Linked DNA regions of Homo sapiens: region 1 is linked to region 2. A link is an interaction called in ENCODE POLR2A ChIA-PET data of the cell type or tissue named here. Cell type or tissue: MCF 10A. All regions are shown on one strand. Each heading gives the region's core, and the rest is flanking DNA. Links, peaks and the distances in the headings are about the cores only.

The links. ChIA-PET counts read pairs that join two places held together with the same protein. Peaks named below come from ENCODE experiments on the same cell type or tissue, not always from the same donor. Only the 100,000 strongest peaks of a DNase experiment are listed, where the experiment ranks them.
Region 1: POLR2A ChIA-PET joins it to region 2 with 21 read pairs; 29 of 35 experiments call an interaction of 5 or more read pairs at or near these places.

Annotation. Positions count from the first base shown.
Region 1 is chr2:177,223,947-177,231,582 of GRCh38, reverse strand. HNRNPA3 (heterogeneous nuclear ribonucleoprotein A3) reads right to left here. Exons shown (of 11, transcript NM_194247.4): 11 at 7,624-7,636. NFE2L2 (NFE2 like bZIP transcription factor 2) reads left to right here. Exons shown (of 5, transcript NM_006164.5): 5 at 1-1,275. The coding sequence ends at 798. It also overlaps the pseudogene DNAJC19P5. Among named protein-coding and RNA genes, the nearest start is that of HNRNPA3, 15 kb to the right of the region's middle. In MCF 10A, for the core only: no CTCF peak of the experiment used is centred there; no DNase peak of the experiment used is centred there.
Region 2 is chr2:177,166,437-177,174,072 of GRCh38, reverse strand. No RefSeq gene overlaps it. Among named protein-coding and RNA genes, the nearest start is that of MIR4444-1, 42 kb to the left of the region's middle. RefSeq lists enhancers at 3,626-3,795, 3,374-4,573, 5,458-5,752, 6,754-7,272. In MCF 10A, for the core only: no CTCF peak of the experiment used is centred there; a DNase peak (open chromatin) is centred at 3,692.

The DNA.
Region 1 (7,636 bases), core at 3,588-6,087, 56 kb before region 2:
GATTCTGACTCCGGCATTTCACTAAACACAAGTCCCAGTGTGGCATCACCAGAACACTCAGTGGAATCTTCCAGCTATGGAGACACACTACTTGGCCTCAGTGATTCTGAAGTGGAAGAGCTAGATAGTGCCCCTGGAAGTGTCAAACAGAATGGTCCTAAAACACCAGTACATTCTTCTGGGGATATGGTACAACCCTTGTCACCATCTCAGGGGCAGAGCACTCACGTGCATGATGCCCAATGTGAGAACACACCAGAGAAAGAATTGCCTGTAAGTCCTGGTCATCGGAAAACCCCATTCACAAAAGACAAACATTCAAGCCGCTTGGAGGCTCATCTCACAAGAGATGAACTTAGGGCAAAAGCTCTCCATATCCCATTCCCTGTAGAAAAAATCATTAACCTCCCTGTTGTTGACTTCAACGAAATGATGTCCAAAGAGCAGTTCAATGAAGCTCAACTTGCATTAATTCGGGATATACGTAGGAGGGGTAAGAATAAAGTGGCTGCTCAGAATTGCAGAAAAAGAAAACTGGAAAATATAGTAGAACTAGAGCAAGATTTAGATCATTTGAAAGATGAAAAAGAAAAATTGCTCAAAGAAAAAGGAGAAAATGACAAAAGCCTTCACCTACTGAAAAAACAACTCAGCACCTTATATCTCGAAGTTTTCAGCATGCTACGTGATGAAGATGGAAAACCTTATTCTCCTAGTGAATACTCCCTGCAGCAAACAAGAGATGGCAATGTTTTCCTTGTTCCCAAAAGTAAGAAGCCAGATGTTAAGAAAAACTAGATTTAGGAGGATTTGACCTTTTCTGAGCTAGTTTTTTTGTACTATTATACTAAAAGCTCCTACTGTGATGTGAAATGCTCATACTTTATAAGTAATTCTATGCAAAATCATAGCCAAAACTAGTATAGAAAATAATACGAAACTTTAAAAAGCATTGGAGTGTCAGTATGTTGAATCAGTAGTTTCACTTTAACTGTAAACAATTTCTTAGGACACCATTTGGGCTAGTTTCTGTGTAAGTGTAAATACTACAAAAACTTATTTATACTGTTCTTATGTCATTTGTTATATTCATAGATTTATATGATGATATGACATCTGGCTAAAAAGAAATTATTGCAAAACTAACCACTATGTACTTTTTTATAAATACTGTATGGACAAAAAATGGCATTTTTTATATTAAATTGTTTAGCTCTGGCAAAAAAAAAAAATTTTAAGAGCTGGTACTAATAAAGGATTATTATGACTGTTAAATTATTTGTTTGGGATTCCTTTGAGTTTATTCACACAGTATTTTCCATAAGATAATCATCCATTTAATTTAGATGTTTTGCATTTTCAGAATGTTTTATTTGAAAATATAAAAATAATTTTATACTACATTTCTAGTACCAGGGTTACAGAGAAATAAAGTATATCAAGAGGATACTTTGCCTCTTCAATAGCAGGTACATCTAAACCCAAGAAAATGTTACACACTGACATGAAAGCACTGATTCATTTATTTCCATCAGTAGACATACGCCCACTATACCCTAGGCAGAGTTTGAAGTAGAAAGGACAAAACCAATATCCCTGCCTGGCCTGGAACTTGCATTCTAGCGAAGGGGAGGTAACAAGCATACTCCACTATGTTAGAAGGAACTGGACGGGGAAAACCAGTAAAAAGCGTCACAACTTAAGGCTGTAAATGGGAAGAGCCTTACTGAAGTGGCAACATTTGAAGGTGTGGGAGAAGCTGTTCTCATAGCCAAGAACACTGCAGACAAGACACAGCAGGTCCAAAGGCTGAACCACATTTGAGAAAAAACAAGGACAATGTGGCTGAAGAAAGGGATGGGGGTGGAATATGACAGAGCCTCGTAAGTCTACGTAAGTGAGGTGGGGCGCTAATGGTGCTGTTCAGGAGTAACACTCAACTGTTTTTTTAAAGTTCCCTCTGGGGTTTGTGACTGCTGGCAGTGGCTGCCTAGCTTTCTGGTAAAGGAGTGTAGTTAGTGGCAGGTGGCTGTACCAATCCAGATGGAGGTGAAAGAAGCTGAGCTGCAGCCACGGTCAGTACAGTGGTGGCAGCTGGACTGGCCATTTCTGCTGCAGGTTTTGCAAGTCAGGAAGCACATATAGCCTGAAGTAAAACAGGATTTTCAAAGTCTACCAAAATCTGCCTTCAGCGGTGGCTATTAGAGAGGTGGGCTTGAACTAAAAAGGACAAAATGGGAAGCAGCAATACTACCTCTAAGCCTTACTGCCATTAAAGGAAAAATAAGAGATGCTCAGTAACAAATATGATCTTAAATCGCCCAAAGAAGGATCTCCTTATATAGCAACCCAAATCAATGAAGCTAAGGATTTACTACGTCAAGCTCAAAAATGAAATCAATGTATGATGAATTTTAGGTTCCTACTACTTTTTATGTGTATGAGTATCAACTTTCTATAAAATGCCTCAGAGCTACAACTTTTAACATTTCCTCTGGCTTGTGTGTTGAGAACAGTATAGAGGGTAAGGATGGGAGTAGAAAACCAATTGAGAGGTTCATGCATTATGATGGCAGCTTGGTCTAGAGTGATAGAAGAGGGGTAGTCAGGGACATTGGATTCTGCCATGTCTCAGAGAACTAAAAGGATTTTCTGGTAGAATGGATGTGAGTCAAGAAGTTTAACATCTTTAAGAATTGAGTTGTCTGAGGATGGAGAAGACTGGATAGAGGGAGACCCACGTGGGAAAATCAGTTCCTTTTTGGACATACCGAGAGATCTATTAGACGTTAACTAGAGTGTACAAAAACAAGTCCCCTCAAAACCCTTTGAAAATCTGCATGCTTTCCAACGAGCCATTCAGTTATCGATTATTTCTTCACCTAAGCAGGTTTCACTTGTTCATATTGTTTTGCCTTTTTAAAGTGAGGAAATGGAGATTCATTAAGTATGTTTAAAATAAGCACTGCATGTGTAACTATTCAGTGAAGACTCCTAGCAACACTGCATGGGCTTGCTGCTAATTCCTAGAATGGCGTTTAGCAACTCACTTTAGCACTTTTTTTTTTTTTTTTTTTTGAGACAGAGTCTCGCTCTGTCACCCAGGCTGGAGTGCATTGGCGCTGTCTCGGCTCACTGCAAGCTCCACCTCCCGGGTTCACGCCATTCTCCTGCCTCCTCTTAAGCATATTTTCTCATCTATAAAGCAGAGTGGTACTCAGTGGGTCACCCCACAAAAAGCACTGCGCCTAGCTCATAGTAAACATTGCATAAATGATGGGTGTTTTGTCAATTTCCTTTGGTCTTGTATTATGCTTTTTGGCTACAAGTGAATCCAGTCAAATTAGCTTACTAGAGAATTTCACTGTTAAAGTTCAGGATTGAAAATGACTTCAAGGACTAATGAATCTAAGGGTTCAAATGTGAAGATTTTTTTTTTTTCTTGAGATGGAGTCCCACTCTGTCACCCACGATGGAGTGCAGTGGCACAATCTTGGCTCACTGCAACCCGCACTTCCCAGGTTCAAGTGATTCTCCTGCCTCAGCCTCCCAAGTAGCTGGGATTACAAGTACCTGCCACCCACCTGGTTAAATTTTTTTTTTTTTTTTTTTTTTTTTTGCATTTTTAGTGGAGACAGGGTTTCACCATGTTGACCAGGGTGGTATGGAACTCCTGACCTCAAGTGATCTGCCTGCCTTGGCCTCCCAAAGTGCTAGGATTACACGGGAGCCACCACACCAAGCCAAGTGTGAAGATTTGGGGTCCTGAATATTTTTCACGTGCTATCAAGGAACTTCCTTCCTCTGATGGTGTGGTGATGGGGAATCTCGGGAGAAGACATCACTTTTCCAAACTCAGAACATAATCCCAGGTCTTGAACAAACTGTCTATTCTTAGACCAAATTGTGAGTGCAGAGATGGTGGCAAGAATCTCAGCAGCAGCTATCTGGAGCACCTAACATTGACTGATATTTGAAGGGGGAAGAGCATTGCTGGGCAGACAAAAACAGACATTCTTTGGTAGTAAACTTCAACGTATTCTGACCAATTCATACGAGGGAACTGGCCATAGAAACTTATGGTACCTAAAAATATTACAGTGAAGAATAAAAAATTATTGTGAGAAATTACAAATTTCAAATAACAAATCTCAACTATGCCATGACTAATAAAACCAAGTGTTCATTTCTCTTGATCTGCATTTGAATTGAGAGCTTTATACCTGACTGTCCTCAAATTTGACTATCAAACTGTAATTGCACAACTTTGTATAAAAACCTTTCTTCTTGCCAAGATTTCCCAAGTTCCTGTTTTTGAGGGGAGCGCTGCTCAAATATGTTTGCCATATCTATATTTGTGACTAAGCCTCAGAATATATACAAGATAATTCTCATTCCAATTTAAAGATGATAGCTACCAGGGCACTTTGTTTTCAGTTGATGCTGTTTTGACACTTGAGAACTTGAAAAAAATTAAAGACTAGAAAACTTCAGGGCCGGGTGTGGTGGCTCACGCCTGTAATCCCAGGTGGGAGGCTGAGGCGGGTGGATCACGAGGTCAGGAGATCGAGACCCTGTTCAACACGGTGAAACCCTGTCTCTACTAAAAATACAAAAAATTAGCCGGGCGTGGTGGCGGGCGCCTGTAGTCCCAACTACTCGGAAAGCTGAGGCAGGAGAATGGCGTGGACCCGGGAGGTGGAGCTTGCAGTAAGCAGAGATCGCGCCACTGCATTCCAGCCTGGGAGACAGAGCGAGACTCCGTCTCAAAAAAACAAAAAACAAAAGAAAACTTCAATCCTATGTTGGGGGGTGGGGGAGAAACGCTTAAGACATTGACATAACTTTTATCACCCATTAAAATTTTAGGTATGCTTCAGGATATCCTTGTAAGACAGTATCCAGCATTACCAAGACACTATCTTTAGGGTCCATAAGACAGGTACTAAGTTCTTTAAGCTATTGAATTTAACCTTCTGATTTACTGAAGGGAGGGAATTATAAATCCATTTTACCAAAAAAAAAGTGTGTGTGTGCATGTGTGGAGGTGGGGGGGAGGAAATCAGGTTAAAAACAGGAGTTCTTAACCTGTATAGATTTTAGGTCTGACAATTTTGATGGGAAGAAAGTTTCTTCATTTTTACTAACACATAACATTTCCTTCAATATTCCAGGCAATGAACCACTGGCATTTCACTGTACTTGTCTTAAAGTACAATTTAAACCACATTATCACTTATACATCACAACTTCAATGTTAGAAATCAGACCCACCATCAGACCTAATTTAGTGTTTCAAGTACATTAAGTCATAAACTTATTATTCTGGTAATTATTTTCATGAAACATTTGAGTAATCTCACTTGTATCTCACACCATGTAAAAAATCAACATTCAAGGGGCCTGCTGGCACACCAATCTGCCAGAGCGCACGGGATTAAAAAGGAACCAAGTAACCTGCCCAAGCTCACAAAACTGCTTTTACATTCTGTATTTACATTTCTTACTGATAAACAAAATCTGACACAAGAATCAGAGTAACAAAAACCTACAAATTAAGTTTTCTTTCAGTACCTATTGAGAGAAATAAGACCACTGACTTCAAATAGACAAACCATCAGAATTCTTTTGATACATATATATGTTTTTTTTTTTTTTTTTTGAGATGGAGTCTTGCTCTGTTGCCCGGCTGGAGTGCAGTGGTGTGATCTTGGCTCACTGCAAGCTCCACCTCCTGAGTTCACGCCATTCTCCTGCCTCAGCCTCCCAAGTAGCTGGGACTACAGGTGCCCACCACCACGCTCAGCTAATTTTTGTATTTTTAGTAGAGACGCGGTTTCACCGGGTTAGCCAGGATGGTCTCGAGCTCCTGACCTCGTGATCCACCCGCCTCGGCCTCCCAAAGTGCTAGGATTATAGGTGTGAGCCACTGCACCCAGCCTCTTTTGATGTATTTTAAAGAATGTAAGTTCACTCAGCATTTACTGAACATCATAGTAATACAATTAAAAAATTAAGTTACCTGGAGCCTACAGATACAGCTAAACATTTTACGCAATTCCTTAATGTACGATGACAAGTGCTTTAAGTAATTAGCGGCTATATATACGGATGTAGTGAATATAACTATTTCATGTATCTTAAGGCATTTTCAAGCTGTCAACATCCTTGTGTATACCCTTCACCCAGTTACTATTTCTTTACCAATAAAAGTTGAACAGTATGGGTTAATTCCCATTTCCTAGCTAGCTTTCAGAACTGTGCACAATGTACACACTTCAATGCATCCTTACCATTACCTGGTGTTAGGGTCTTTGAAAATGTGTTAAGCTTAAAATGGCTTATTTTACCTGTTACCCCCTTACATCCCCCTAAACCTTGGCATTGTAGTATATTCAATTCAAAATTAAAATCAACCCAATGTATTTGACAATCCAATTTTTGCAAAACAATCCTTACATTTACGTCTGTGACATGCACATGCAGACTCAAATTTCATCATTTTCTGAATATTTTGCAGTTTATGTAAGAATGTCCTTTTATTCTAAGAAAACAAGGGTAAATATACTTTTGTTGGAAATAAGTCCACACCTGTCCTTTATTATTCCAGGACCTAAGTATTAAACTGAAATTATTAGACATGCCTTTTTTTTTTGAGACGGAGTCTCGCTCTGTCGCCCAAACTGGAGTGCAATGGCACCATCTCTGCTCACTGCAAGTTCTGCCTCCCGGGCTCACGCCCTTCTCCTGCCTCAGCCTCCCGAGTAGCTGGGACTACAGGTGGCCCACCACCACGCCCAGCTAATTTTTTGTACTTTCAGTAGAGACAGGGTTTCACCATGTCAGCCAGGATGGTCTCGATCTCCTGACCTTGTAATCCACCCGCCTTGGCTTCCCAAAGTGCTGGGATTACAGGTGTGAGCCACCGCACCCAGCCTAGACACGCCATTCTTTAAGATTACTTAACTGCACAGAACATGAAACCAGTGTTTGAATACAAGCAAAATGAGTATGCATTAAGTCTAACAGCTAGCGAAGAATCCTCAGCTGGCTTCAACTTATAAAGTATTTCACTTGAAAAAACTATATTGGGAAAATGTGCTTAATAGCTATTAAGGCTAGAAATCCAAATACACACATTTCAAAAAATAAATTATCAAAAGACCTACCCCCACAAATGAATCCAACAAAACGGATGATCATTACCCACATCATCCTTACCCTTTTCCCTTTGTGTCAAACGGCAGTGTCGTTTAAGACTACTAAATTTCATGAAAGGTTTTCCCCAACTTACTCTCACCATACAATACTGAACCACTCCACTGCCTTTCAAGATCAAACTAGGTAATTCCAACATCTGTAATGTCCTCTCCCTCCTAGCAACCACTTTTTTCTCCTAGTTTGTTTCTATTTACTAACTCGTTTATCCTTTTTTCCCCCTCAAAGGTTCATAGATTCCTCACATGTATCACCCAAATATCTCATATATTGTCTTTCAAGACCTATTTTAGGCAACAAGGGTTGATAACTTTAAAAATTATTTTTCCTTCCATGCCTATTTCCCATGGCTTGTTTCCCATATAATAGAATCCACATCTTTAAAAATAACTGATAAAGGCTCACTCCAAGTTTCCTG
Region 2 (7,636 bases), core at 2,240-4,739:
GAGATAACCATCAAAGAGATACCCTGCACAAAGTTATCTTACAATGAGTTTTCAAACTGTGCCCCTTGGGGCATTAAGATAGCAGGGGGAAAGAGTTCTGAGGGTGCTGGTCTGCGTGGAGGTGTGCCACTTACAATACTAGAATGTATGCTTCCTTTCCTGACTCTGCACTGTGTAATGGTCATGGTGGGAGCATTTACACCATAGAAAGCAGCAAACTTCCAAATCCATTTCTCTTAGAGAGCTCCTTGTTAAACATTTACCAGCAAAACTGATGCTTTTATTTGTATTTCTAGGGAATTATTATTTCTAGGGAATTATTACCAGATCTGCTTTTATTGCTTTTATTTGTATTTCTAGGGAATGTCTGTGTAAAGCATAGCTTTTTTTTTTTTTTTTGAGACGGAATCTCACTCTGTTGCCCAGGCTGGAGTGCAGTGGCAGTTCATCAGTGAGCAATCTCAGCTCACTGCAACCTCCGCCTCCTGGGTTCAAGTGATTCTCCTGCCTCAGCCTCCTGAGTATCTGGGATTACAGGCATATGCCACCACGCCAGGCTAATTTTTGTATTTTTGGTAGAGATGGGGTTTCACCATGTTGGCCAGGCTGGTCTCGTACTCCTGACCTCAAGTGATCCACCCTCTTGGCCTCCCAAAGTGCTGGGATTACAAACACGAGACACCACACCCAGCCAAGCATAGTTTTTGAAAAAGGTTTTATGGATACAAAAAAGTTTGAAAACCATTTCCCAGTTGGATATTTTCCTTTTTTCCAAGTTAACATACATAGTGAATATTATAATTTGAAGAACAATGAATCATTTTACATCACTATTTAAGAGACTGCATTAATTTTATTATTTATTAAAACTATAGCATTACATATACTACATAAACTAAAACTATTACATTACATACCACTAGCATTCTAATAACTATATAAAATGACAGTTTAAAGTACTTTAAAATGTTCTAAGATACCTCAGAAGAAAGAAAAACTCTTGGTTGTAAACTTGGAGTTTAGTAAATTTAGCCGTATTGGATTAGTCAGTTAAGTAATTATAGAAATGGATTTGTTCCAGAAAAAATGCTACTCCTCTATATTTTATGGACCAGAGAGCAAGGTCAATATTTAAGTTCTTGCTAACATTTTTGTTCCTTTTGGGTTCTGGTATTGGAATACTGTATTGACTTATCCCACATTACTTTTGGTTTTCTGATATTTTCTTCACCTGCTTAGTGTAGTGGCTCCCTAAAATTGCATTTTGAGAACTCACCATCAACTATGTTATAATAAAGTGTTGGTGATTTAATCATTAAATCACTCTTCCTTAGGTCACCACCCCACCCTTCCCAGCTCCTTTATCAGGCTTTGCCAGGTCAGATTTCAGGTCACAATATAGCTATTTTTTACTTTCTTCTCTTATCCCAAGAGGCTAACTGGTGTAGGAAGATGCCAAAACTGGGCTTGGGCTTAAGGGGAGGGAGAGAACCCCTTTAGAGTATAAATTGTGTACTTTGGCCTATTAGCCAGAGATCTCTGTATTGGGATTTTAGGTGTATGGTTCTGGCTTAGTCAGCTAGGGATGCCATAACAAAATACCACAGGCTGGGTGACTTAGACAATAGGAATTTGTTTCTCACAATTCTGGAGGCTGGGATAGCCAAGCCATCAAGGAGACAGCTGATTTGGTTCCCTGGTGAGGGCTCTTTTCCTGTCTAGTGCAAAGCCACCTTCTCCCTGTACCCTTACATGGGGGCTGGGGTGGGGTGGGGAGGAAGCAAGTTCTCTGCTGTTCCCTCATAAGGGCACTTATCCCATTATGAGGGCCCCACTATCATGACATCATCTAAACCCTCATCACCTCTGCCAAAAGACAAAGTTACAACAAATTTAGTTTGAAGATCAGATTGGCTTTTATTAGCAATTCACAAATAAGAGAGCATCTCATTTAACAATTTAGAAAAGGCACTCTGCTGGGCATGACAGAGCAGTTTATTTTTGTAAGGTGGGAACAAGGAAACAATGATTTAAAAAAATTTTAAATATACTTTTCAAAAAATAATAAAGACAGAGTTTCGTGCTGTTGCTCAGGCTGGTCTCAAATTCCTGCAGTCAAGTGATCCTCCAACCTTGGCCTCCCAAAGTGCTGGGATTACAGGCATCAGTCGCTGCGCCCAGCCAAACAAGAATTTTTAAGAAAGAGGAATGGTTAACATCAGGTTACTTCATCAGGTTACCTTTCCTTGTAAGGGTTAAAGTAGAGGGAACTTCCTTTTCTTGCCAGCTCAGGTTGACTGGGGCCTTTCTGATTGGTAGCTGTGAACCTTCTGTTTTCGGGATAACACTCTGTTTGGGGTTTTCCCTGCTTCCTTAAAGTTTTAGTTTGATTATGTGGCATGAGTGACTCCATTTTGGTCTAGCCTTTTGGGGCCTGGCATAGAAGCTGTCTGTTACTGGGGCAGCCCTGATGAAATAACTGGGAAAGTTCCTCTTTTAAATGCTTTCCTTTAGTCGCTTTATTTATAGGCACAGCTGCTTAAAGAAACCAGACAGGCCAGAATGGCGCCAGAGCTTTTTGACCCCTGGCAAGATACCAGAAGGAGATAAGACCTGCTAACCAGCGCAAACTGCAACAGTGATCCCTAGTTGCCTTCAGATCATTAACATATCATTATAATGCTAAAATCCCTCCCCTAAAAGAAAAATCTCTTCCATTTTCTGTACATGCATTGTATGAAGATGTATGTTTTTGAATTAAGCCTGTGTGTCTGGAGTCCCACCCTGCACATGCTAACATCCCTCTCCCTCCCTATACCCAGTCCCTAAAGTACCCATAACTTCTACTGTTCAGGGAGAAGGGGCGTTTAGAGCGAGAGCCTCCCCTTCTTCCTTCTTGGCCAGTGAATAAAACCTGATTGCCTTTTCCAACTGGACATTCTTCCTTTGCCATCAATACAAAGTGGGGAAAAAACTCAGTTTACTGGCAACAAGTCCAAACCAATGGCCTCATGTAAATTTTATTTAATACCTCCCAAAGGTCACCTCTCCAAATACCATCACACTGGGGTTCGGGCTTCAAGATATGCATTTTGGAGGGGATACAATTCAGTCCATAGCAGGTTCTTTGATTTCCCATTTCTCATTGATTCTGAGTATCTTTCCCAGGTAACTGCTGGGAGGAGAGGTGCCTAGGTCAATGCAGGAGTTAAATACTTTTGGTCGCTTGTCTTAACAGCATGAATTTCAAGCAGAGCTTCTAGGAGTGGCTGCTCAGTTTTGGACTGCAGTTACCTGCCCCCATCTCTCCCTTGGCCGGGCTCTAATGCAGGGCATCTTTTCCTAACGTATACAAAGGCTTGTTTCTGGCTTGTTTTTTGAACGGATTCCAAATCTTACAAGTGTAACAGTAACGATCCCATTAGATACGCAGATTCTGACCCAATTTCCTAGGACTGAAAAAAAAAAAAAAAGAATGATTTTGAAAGGTGAAAATAAATCAGTCCTCATGTCATGCAGCTGAGGTTCTCCCTCTTCCCCAAGAGTGATTTTTTTTTTTGTTGGGACACTTTTCCACATCTCACACATACCCTGTTCCTCCACTCCCTACTCATTTGCCTGACTTGTCTGGATATGTTTAAGTAGCACACCCAGTCTGAGTCCATTGTCAAGGGCCCCTCGAGGCCTCTGCAAGGCCTGCCCTGCCAGTTTGACAAACATGCCCAGGCATGCTTGAACTCCAGCAATGGACAACAGATTTTCCACTATACAAATAAAGGGAGGAAGCAGGCAAAGAAGTATTGCAGAGGTCCAGGAAAAGAGAGGGAGAGCACAGTGCCACTGTGCCACTGCCTGCCTCAGGTTCTCTTTTGATTTGCATTTTTAATGGTAAATTTTGGTACAAAAGTTGCCATATACTCAGCGGTCAGCCTTTCTCCTCTCCACATCTTGGGCCATAAGTCCTTGGCGTGTCGGATTCTATTTCCTTCCTGGTCTATGTGTAGTGCTCACCAAAAATGCTTAAGACCCATGCTTGATGATGAAAAAAAATTCTATTTAAGGAATGGTGACCAAAAATGAACTTAGATGTGAAACTAAAACAAACAAAAAGCTTTTCACTTTGCTTTGAACTGGGCACACTCTTTTAACAGTAGGGCACTTCCTGCGTGTAATGTAGCTCTGCTGTGACCAGTTTCACCACGTCTGTTCAATGACTGCCTTGGGAACCAGATCAATCGTGGTCTACCCTTTAAAGGTAGCAGCACTAATTCCTGCTGCCAGCCTCAGCTCAGACACAATGGAGAAACAATTCCCCAATGTTAGACTTAATCACATTGATCTATTTTTCTGTAGCTCTGGTCTTTGCAAGAAACAATGAATGTACAGCCAAACTCACTTAAATGTGATTATGTCAGCCGTTCTATTATCTCTGTATCTTGTATTTTGGGGGCTGTTAATGATATATCATAGCAGATAATAGAAATTTGAATTTGTTTCTTTAAAAGTAGCCAGATGAGCAAGTACATGAAATGACTACAAAGAGTCCATTTCAAATCTTGTTGAAGGTCATAATGAAGATGGTTGTCTTATAATCTCTTACCAACGGAGGTGTTGGGGAAGAAAAAAATCCCCCTTCCAACAACTAAATTAGTTAGGGTGGCCTCAATCTCTCATCATCCACATTGATCAATATTCTCACTACTTCTTTATTTTTATGAAAAATGGGGAGGGACAGTGCAATCCTATCATCTCCACATTTATACAAGGAGTTCTTGAGAGTTAAGGCAGAATGCAGTCCTCCGGGTCCCTTTATGTGGTCAAATAACCCACAATTTTTGGCTGGCCTCACCCAGTCTTCGTTGATTCCCTTTCCCTTGCAACTATAGGTGCAGCCATGGGACCAAGTTCTGGCCAAAGGTTTCCAAGTGGAAGAGAGCTTCTGGGAGCCTTCCTTGACGTGCAGCACACCCTTTGCCTCTCCATGCCTTCCTGCTTCCTGCTGCTTAAAGCTTGAGTGCTGTAACCATGAAGCATGAGCATGCCAAGCACAGCTGAACAGCAAGACAGAGGACCTTGGGTCCCTCAAACCATGAATCACTGTATCAGTCCTAGCCCCACCACTCAGACTTTTGTGTGAGAAAGAAATTTAACCCGTGACTCAAAACAACAAGTTTATTCTATTTTTTTTTTTGAGATGGAGTCTCACTCTGCTGCCCAGGCTGGAGTGCAGTAGTGTGATCTCAGCTCACTGCAACCTCCTCCAAGTGATTCTCCTGCCTCAGCCTCCTGAGTAGCTGGGATTACAGGCACGCGCCACCACACCTGGCTAATTTTTGTATATTTAGTAGAGATGGGGTTTCATCATGTTGGTTAGGCCGGTCTCGAACTCCTGACCTTGTGATCTGCCTGCCTTGGACTCCCAAAGTGCTGGGATTACAGGCGTGAGCCACCATGCCCAGCGCAAGTTTATTCTTGATCACACCACATGTCCATTGCTGGTCAGCAGGGGGACTCTGCTCATTGTGGGTACTCAGAAAGCCAGGCTGACAGTGTCCATGTCAACCAATGCTTCCACCATTGCTGACAAAGACAAAAGGAATGTAGTGAATTGTATACTGATAAGGCTTGGAACTGAAAATAACACATGCCATTTTGCTGACTAATGCAAGTCACATACCATATCTAACTTCAAAAAGGTAGGCAAGTAGTCTATTTGCCCTAAAAGCAGGAGAACCAGAATGTGTGGATAATCCCAATAATGACTATAATTTCTATCTTACCTAAGCCACTGTTATTTTGGGTTTTCAGCCAATTGCATCTGCACTGAATCCTAATTAAGAGAGGAATGATCACATCAATGCTGTGATAACTATGTCCTGTGAGGAAGGCTGTCACTGGGTGTACACCTTATACTCGGAAGGATTTGCAGGGGTCACTCCCTGTGGCTTTTCTGAGAAAGAAGAAGCCACATCTTTCTTAAGATCCTCAGTCATCCTTCAGTCATTGACATCTACTACACTGCAGGCAAATCACTAAGAATTCCTATTCCTAAAGTTCAGGCTACCACCTCTAGCTCCTTCTAAGTCTACGAAATATTCCCTATTCTTTTGAAAACACAACTCTAGTCTTTTTCTATTCTGCTTTGTTCCGGCATTCAAATCTTAGTCCTTGAGATCTGTCATCTTTCCCAGAGGCTCTAAATATGTCCTTACCTCCTTCAATTTGGCAAATATCTTCACTCGACCCTATGACATTTTCCAAATCTATAGACAAATGAGTCGTTCTATACCTATTGTCTTTTTGTTTTCCTTTTCTGAAACCCCTGTGATGAGGCTTCTGTTTGTACCATTCTACTTAAACTGTCTAAAAAGCCATTAATGGCTTTTATCAAGAAGCGTTTGTCTAAAACTCTGGAATTTCCTGGAAACATGCTTTCGTATATTTCATATAGTGGGATGGATAACAGCAGATAAAAACAGTCATAGGTTTAGTAAAACATAGTAGAGCCCTTTCTGCATTTGGGTAGTATGGGAATGCCTTCTGATCTGCTACAGGTAAAATCATATGTCTGTCTGCTCCTGCCCTAAAACACAGGAGCCATCTGCAGTACAAGGCTGACATATTTATTTATTTTGCAACACACACATTCGATCTTTTTTTTTTTTTTTTTTTTTTTTGAGACGGAGTCTCGCTCTGTGGCCCAGGCTGGAGTGCAGTGGCGCCATCTCGGCTCACTGCAAGCTCCGCCTCCCGGGTTCACGCCGTTCTCCTGCCTCAGCCTCCGGAGTAGCTGGGACTACAGGCGCCCGCCACCACGCCGGGCTAATTTTTTTGTATTTTTAGTAGAGACGGGGTTTCACTGTGTTAGCCAGGATGGTCTCGATCTCCTGACCTCGTGATCCGCCCGCCTGTGCCTCCCAAAGTGCTGGGATTACAGGCATGAGCCACTGCGCCCGGCCACATTCGATCTTTAATCCAGTGTTTTAGTGGGTGTAGGTGTGACTTAGAAGCAGGCACAGTTCATTAAAAAACAAAAAACACCAAAACCTTTTACAGGTTATTCTCACAGATAAAAATTCTATAGGCTACCAACAGAGGAAGTCTTTATTGTTCCTGGGCGCTAGACCATACACAGAAGGACCATACTTGCTCTTTGCAGTCTCATTCAGAAGCAGGAAAAAGGGGCTGTATTGGATTTGAATATGAAGGACAAAAGAAGCTCTGGAAACACCAAGTAATAGTCTATGTTACAGGTTTAACACACCCATTTAATCTCATTGGAAAAAATAATGAAACTGGTGAAAAGCATTTATGGAACTGGAGGAGAGCATATTTTGCTGGTTTTACTTTTATGTTTGAAGTTTTGGGTATAGCTATGCCCATAAATACTGAAATGCCTAGCATAAAGAACGCAGCCTGGGGCATACCCCATAAAACGTACAGTGCAATTAAATGAGCAATTTCCACTGGAAATAAAACGGGCATGTTGAGTGGAATATGAATTAAACTGCATATGACTCAGGCCTGCACTAGGCTTTAGAGAGAGATCTGCTGGTTTCAGTAGCACCTGATGCCGTCCATCTAAAGGTCAAGGCCAGTAAGTAACAAAAGAAAACTGTAGTTAGCATGAAGATTA